2 separate regions of the Homo sapiens genome follow, and region 2 is linked to region 1. Evidence: read pairs that join two places in POLR2A ChIA-PET (ENCODE). Cell type or tissue: GM12878. All regions are shown on one strand. Links, peaks and the distances in the headings refer to the core of each region. The heading gives the core; the rest is flanking DNA. Region 1 overlaps NDUFAF1 (NADH:ubiquinone oxidoreductase complex assembly factor 1). Region 2 overlaps OIP5 (Opa interacting protein 5).

Evidence for each region. ChIA-PET counts read pairs that join two places held together with the same protein. Peaks named below come from ENCODE experiments on the same cell type or tissue, not always from the same donor. Only the 100,000 strongest peaks of a DNase experiment are listed, where the experiment ranks them.
Region 2: POLR2A ChIA-PET joins it to region 1 with 5 read pairs; 14 of 35 experiments call an interaction of 5 or more read pairs at or near these places.

Annotation. Positions count from the first base shown.
Region 1 is chr15:41,395,335-41,398,247 of GRCh38, reverse strand. It overlaps NDUFAF1 (NADH:ubiquinone oxidoreductase complex assembly factor 1), which reads left to right. Exons shown (of 5, transcript NM_016013.4): 2 at 1,108-1,761. The coding sequence starts at 1,189. Among named protein-coding and RNA genes, the nearest start is that of NDUFAF1, 5.7 kb to the left of the region's middle. In GM12878, for the core only: no CTCF peak of the experiment used is centred there; no DNase peak of the experiment used is centred there.
Region 2 is chr15:41,322,618-41,325,530 of GRCh38, reverse strand. The region is part of intron 2 of OIP5 (Opa interacting protein 5); the gene reads left to right. Among named protein-coding and RNA genes, the nearest start is that of OIP5, 8.5 kb to the left of the region's middle. In GM12878, for the core only: no CTCF peak of the experiment used is centred there; a DNase peak (open chromatin) is centred at 1,692.

The DNA of each region.
Region 1 (2,913 bases), core at 90-2,589:
AGTGTTGAGATTACAGGCGTGAGCTACCACACCTGGCCTGACCCAGTCTCTTATAAAAAGAAAAGAAAAAAAAAAGGCCGGGGACAGTGCATCATTCCTACAGCCCAGCACTTTGGGAAGCCGAGGGGAGAATCACTGGATCCTAGGAGTTCAAAACCATCATGGGCAACACAGGGAGATCTATTTCTTTTTCTTTCTTTCTGTTTTTTTTTTTTTTTTTTTTTGAGACAGAGTCTCGCTCTGTTGCCAGGCTGGAGTGCAGTGGCACGATCTTGGCTCACTGCAGCCTCCTCCTCCCAGGTTCAAGGAATTCTTTTGCCTCAGCCTCCTTAGTAGCTGGGACCACAAGTGCGCACCACCACACCCAGCTAAGTTTTGTATTTTTAGTAGAGACGGGGTTTCACCATGTTGGCCAGGATGGTCTCAATTTTTTTTTTTTTTTTTTTCCCGAGACAGAGTCTCGCTCTGTCGCCCAGGCTGGAGTGTAGTGGCGGGATCTCCGCTCACTGCAAGCTCTGCCTCCTGGGTTGACGCTATTCTCCTGCTTCAGCCTCCCCAGTAGCTGGGACTACAGGCGCCCGCCACCACACCCGGCTAATTTTTTGTATTTTTAGTAGAGACGGGGTTTCACCGTGTTAGCCAGGATGGTCTCGATTTCCTGACCTCGTGATCCACCCGCCTCGGCCTCCCCAAGTGCTGGGATTACAGGCGTCAGCCACCGCGCCCGGCCCAGTCTCTATCTCTTGACCTCGTGATCCACCCACCTCAGCCTCCCAAAGTGCTGGGACCGTGCCTGGCCAGGGAGATCCATTTCTACAAAAAATTTAAAAATTAGCTGGGCATGGTGGTGTGTGCTTGTAATCCCAGCTACTTGGGTGGCTGAGATGGGAGGATCATTTGAGCCCAGAAAGTAGAGGCTACAGTGAGCTGTGATTGTGCCACTGTACCCAGCCTGGGCCACAGAGCAAGACCTTGTCTCAAATAATAATAATAATAATAGTAAACAAATAAGTTAACAAACTTCAAAATACCTGATTTCTGTTGAATTTGAAATTGTGATGCATTCATTGCTATGCTGATAATTCTTCAATGTCTCTTCTGTTATAGGTAGAATTGGGCTATTTGCTGAAGCTTCTTGGTGGCCCTTGCTAGCCCAGGAAGAAACTTACATTTTGATTTTTTTGTACCATGGCTTTGGTTCACAAATTGCTGCGTGGTACTTATTTTCTCAGAAAATTCTCTAAGCCAACTTCTGCCTTGTATCCATTTTTGGGTATTCGCTTTGCAGAGTATTCCAGTAGTCTTCAGAAACCAGTGGCTTCTCCTGGCAAAGCCTCCTCACAGAGGAAGACTGAAGGGGATTTGCAAGGAGATCACCAGAAAGAAGTTGCTTTGGATATAACTTCTTCTGAGGAGAAGCCTGATGTTAGTTTCGATAAAGCAATTAGAGATGAAGCAATATACCATTTTAGGCTTTTGAAGGATGAAATTGTGGATCATTGGAGAGGACCGGAAGGCCACCCTCTGCATGAGGTCTTGCTGGAACAAGCCAAGGTTGTCTGGCAATTCCGGGGGAAAGAAGATTTGGATAAGTGGACAGTGACTTCTGATAAGACGATTGGAGGCAGAAGTGAAGTGTTTTTGAAAATGGGCAAGAATAACCAAAGTGCACTGCTATATGGAACTCTGAGCTCTGAGGCGCCTCAGGACGGGGAGTCTACCCGAAGTGGGTACTGTGCAATGATATCCAGGATTCCAAGGGTAGGTGAGGCCCAGGAGCCATCGTTTTCTAGTAAACAGGGGTGAACTTCATTGTAGCATAAACTATAGAAGATAGCTTTTGTTTCTGTAAATGAAAACACCTGGCATGTTATATTTGGCACCTCACCTGTGTCTGGGGATAAGTAACTATTGGCACAAGTGTGAAGTGGAAGCACAAGGGGGAAGTGGTTTCTGAGGAGGAGGAGTTAACTTGTTTCTGCGCATTGCTTTGGGCCAGGAACGAGCATTGTTATGTTTCAGGAATCCTGAGAGGTTAGACATTTGAAAGATTTTTGGAGAGATTTTCATCTCCTCTAAAAAAGACCACAACCTCTGTAATGACCAGGGGTTTTGTAGAGTGGATGTAGGGTTAGCCTGTGGCTTTCTTTTTTTTTTTTTGAAACGGAGTCTTGCTCTGTCGCCCAGGCTAGAGTGCAGTGGCGTGATCTCGGCTCACTGCAACTTCCGCCCTCCAGGTTCAAGCGATTCTCCTGCCTCAGCCTCCTGAGTAGCTGGGACTACTGGTGCACACCACCACGCCCAGCTAATTTTTGTATTTTTAGTAGAGACAGGGTTTCACCATGTTGGCCAGGCTGGTCTTGAACTCCTGACCTCAGGTGATCCACCCCACCCTTGGCCTCCCAGAGTGCTGGACATGGTGGTGCATGCCTGTAATTCCAGGTACTTGGGAGGCTGAGGCAGGAGAATTGCTTGAACTCTGGAGGCAGAGGTTGCAGTGAGCTGAGATCGTGCCATTGCACTCCAGTCTGGGCAACAAGAGCGAAACTTTGTCTCAAAAAAAAAAAAAAAAAAAAAAGGCCGGGCGCAGTGGCTCATGCCTGTAATCCCCACACTTTGGGTGGCCAAGGTGGGCGGATCACCAGGTCAGGAGATCGAGACCATCCTGGCTAACACGGTGAAACCCCGTCTCTACTAAAAATACAAAAAAATTAGCCGGGTGTGGTTTTGGGCGCCTATAGTACCAGCTATTCGGGAGGCTGAGGCAGGAGAATGGTGTGAACCCAGGAGGCAGAGCTTGCAGTGAGCTGAGATTGCACCACTGCACTCCAGCCTGGGTGACAGAGCAAGACTCCGTCTCAAAAAAAAAAAAAGAAAAGAAAAGAAAAGAAAAGAAAAAGTCATTGCTCCATA
Region 2 (2,913 bases), core at 232-2,731, 73 kb after region 1:
GTTTGTGACAAGCTTTTGTTGAGCAAGTCTGTTGACACCATTTCTAACAGCATGTGCTCACTTTGTGTCTCTGTGTCACATGTTGGTAATTCTGGCAGTTTTTATTTTTATTATTTATTTATTTTGAGACGGAGGCTCGCTCTGTCACCCAGGCTGGAGTGCAGTGGCGTGATCTAGGCTCACTGCAAGCTCAGCCTCCTGGGTTCACACCATTCTCCTGCCTCAGCCTCCCGAGTAGCTGGGACTTACAGGGGCCCGCCACCACACCCGGCTAATTTTTTTGTAGTTTTAGTAGAGATGGGGTTTTACCATGTTAGCCAGGATGGTCTTGATCTCCTGACCTCATGACCTGCCTCCCTCGGCCTCCCAGAGTGCTGGGATTACAGCCACTGCGCCCGGCCAATTCTGGCAGTTTTTAAAACCTTTTCATCATTATGTCTGTTAACACTGATCTGTGATCAGTGATCTTTGCTGTTACTATTGTAATTGTGGGATGCCACAAACCGCACCCATTGAAGATAGCAAACTTAATCAATACATGCCTGTGTTTTGACTTCCACCAACTAGCCATTCAGTCTTGCCTTCTCAGGCCAATTAATAACCCAACAATGGCCTTTAAGTGTTCAAGTGAAAGAAAAAGTTGCAAGTCTCTCATTTTAAATCAAAAGCTAGAAATGATTAAGCTTAGTGAGGAAGGCATGTGAAGTCATGCCAAATTGTGAATATGAAGAAAAAAAATGGGGTTAGGCGCGGTGGCTCACGCTTGTAATCCCAGCACTTTTGGGAGACTGAGGCGGGTGGATCACATGAGGTCAGGAATTCAAGACCAGCCTGACCAACATGGTGAAACCCCATCTCTACTAAAAATACAAAATTAGCCGGGCATGGTGGCGCACACCTGTAATTCCAGCTCTTTGGGAGGCTGAGGCAGGAGAATTGCTTGAACCCGGGAGGCGGAGGTTGCAGTGCACCAAGAACACACCATTGCACTCCACCTTGGGCAACAAGAGCGAAACTCCATCAAACAAACAAACAAATAAATAAATGGAAATTAAAAGTGCTATTCCAGTGATAAGCTGATATGGAGAAAGTTTGAGTGGTATGAGTAGAAGATCAAATCAGCCACAACATTCCTTTAAACTAAAGCCTAATCCAGAACAAGGCCCTAACTCTGTTCAATTCTGTGAAGGCTGAGAGGTGAGGAAGCTGCAGAAGAAGTTTAGAGTATCAAATGTTGGCTCGGTGCAATGGCTCACGCCTGTAATCCCAGCACTTTGGGAGGCCGAGGTGGGTGGACTGGTTGAACCCAGGAGTTTGAGACCAACCTGGGCAACATGGTGAAATGCTGTCTCTACAAAATACAAAAAAATTTAGCCGGATGTGGTGGCGCACACCTATAGTCCCAGCTGCTTGGGAGGCTGAGAAGGAAGGCTGGCTTGAGCCCAGAGAGGTCGAGGCTGCAATGGAGCTGTGATTGTGCCACCACACTCCAGCCTGGGTGGGTGACAGAGCAAGACCATCTTAAAAAAAAAAAAAAAAAAAAAAGCAGAGGTTGGTTCATGAGATTTAAGGAAAGAAACCTTCTCCATAACAAAAGTCCAAAGTGAAACAGCAAGTACTGATGCAGAAGCTACAGAAAATGAAAGTGGGTACACTAAAGAACATATTTTCAGTGCAGATGAAACAGCCTTCTGTTGGAAGAAGATACCATCTCAGACTTTCATAGGTAGAAAGGAGAAGTCATTACCTGGCTTCAAAGGAGCTGGTCACAGTGACTCACATGTGTAATCCCAGCACTTTGGGAGACCAAAGTGGGAGGATTGCTTGAGCACAGGAGTTCAAGACCAGCCTGGGCAACATAGCAAGAACCTGTCTCTACGAAAAATTTAAAAATTAGATGGGCATTTTAGTGTGTACCTGTGGTCCCAGCTACTTGGAAGGCTGAGGTGGGAGGATCACTTGAGTCTGGGATGTCAAGGCTGTAGTGAGCTGTGATTGTACCACTGCACTCCATCCAAAAGAAAAAGAAAAAAAAGCTTCAAAGGACAGGCTTTCTTGTTAGGGGCTATTGCAGCTGGTGACTTTAAGTTGAAGTCAATGCTCATTTACTATTACTATCTATAGCTACTATAGATAGTTATTCCTCTGATGGATCTGGGCAAAGTAAATCAAAAACCTTCTGGAAACCCAGCTAAATTTTGTATTTTTAGTAGAGACGGAGTTTCACCATGTTGACCAGGCTGTTCTCAAACTCCTGATCTCAAGTGATCTGCCTGCCTCCCAAAATGCTGGGATTACAAGCGTGAGCCATTGCGCCCGAATGGAAATTAAATTAATTTCCACTGAGACATTTGTTTATAAGTACTGTGCTTTGTCTGAATTAATTAATTCCTACGTGGAATTTCAAATTAATGACACTTTATTTCATATTTTGCTTTTTGGTTAACTATATTCACAAGATTACATTACTATATGTGTGGTGTGGGTGTGGGACTTCATTTACCAATAAACTCAATATATTGTTATTTGTTCTTTTTTAGTATCCACTGACATGAATATTTCTTTTTAGCTATGTGATTTTTTTTTTTCTTTTTTAAGATGGAGTTTCGCTCTTGTTGCCCAGGCTGGAGTGCAGTGGCACAATCTCCGCTCACTGCAACCTCCGCCTCCCAGGTTCAAGCGATTCTCCTGCCTCACCCTCCTAAGTAGCTGGGATTACAGGCACCCGCCACCAGGCCTGGCTAATTTTTTTATTTTTAGTAGAGACAGGGTTTCGCCACGTTGGCCAGGCTGGTCTCGAACTCCTGACCTCAGGTGATCCACCCGCCTTGGCCTCCCAAAGTGCTGGGATTACAGGCGTGAGCCATCATGCCCGGGCTAGCTATGTGATTTTTATGTTGTATTTTGTTAATA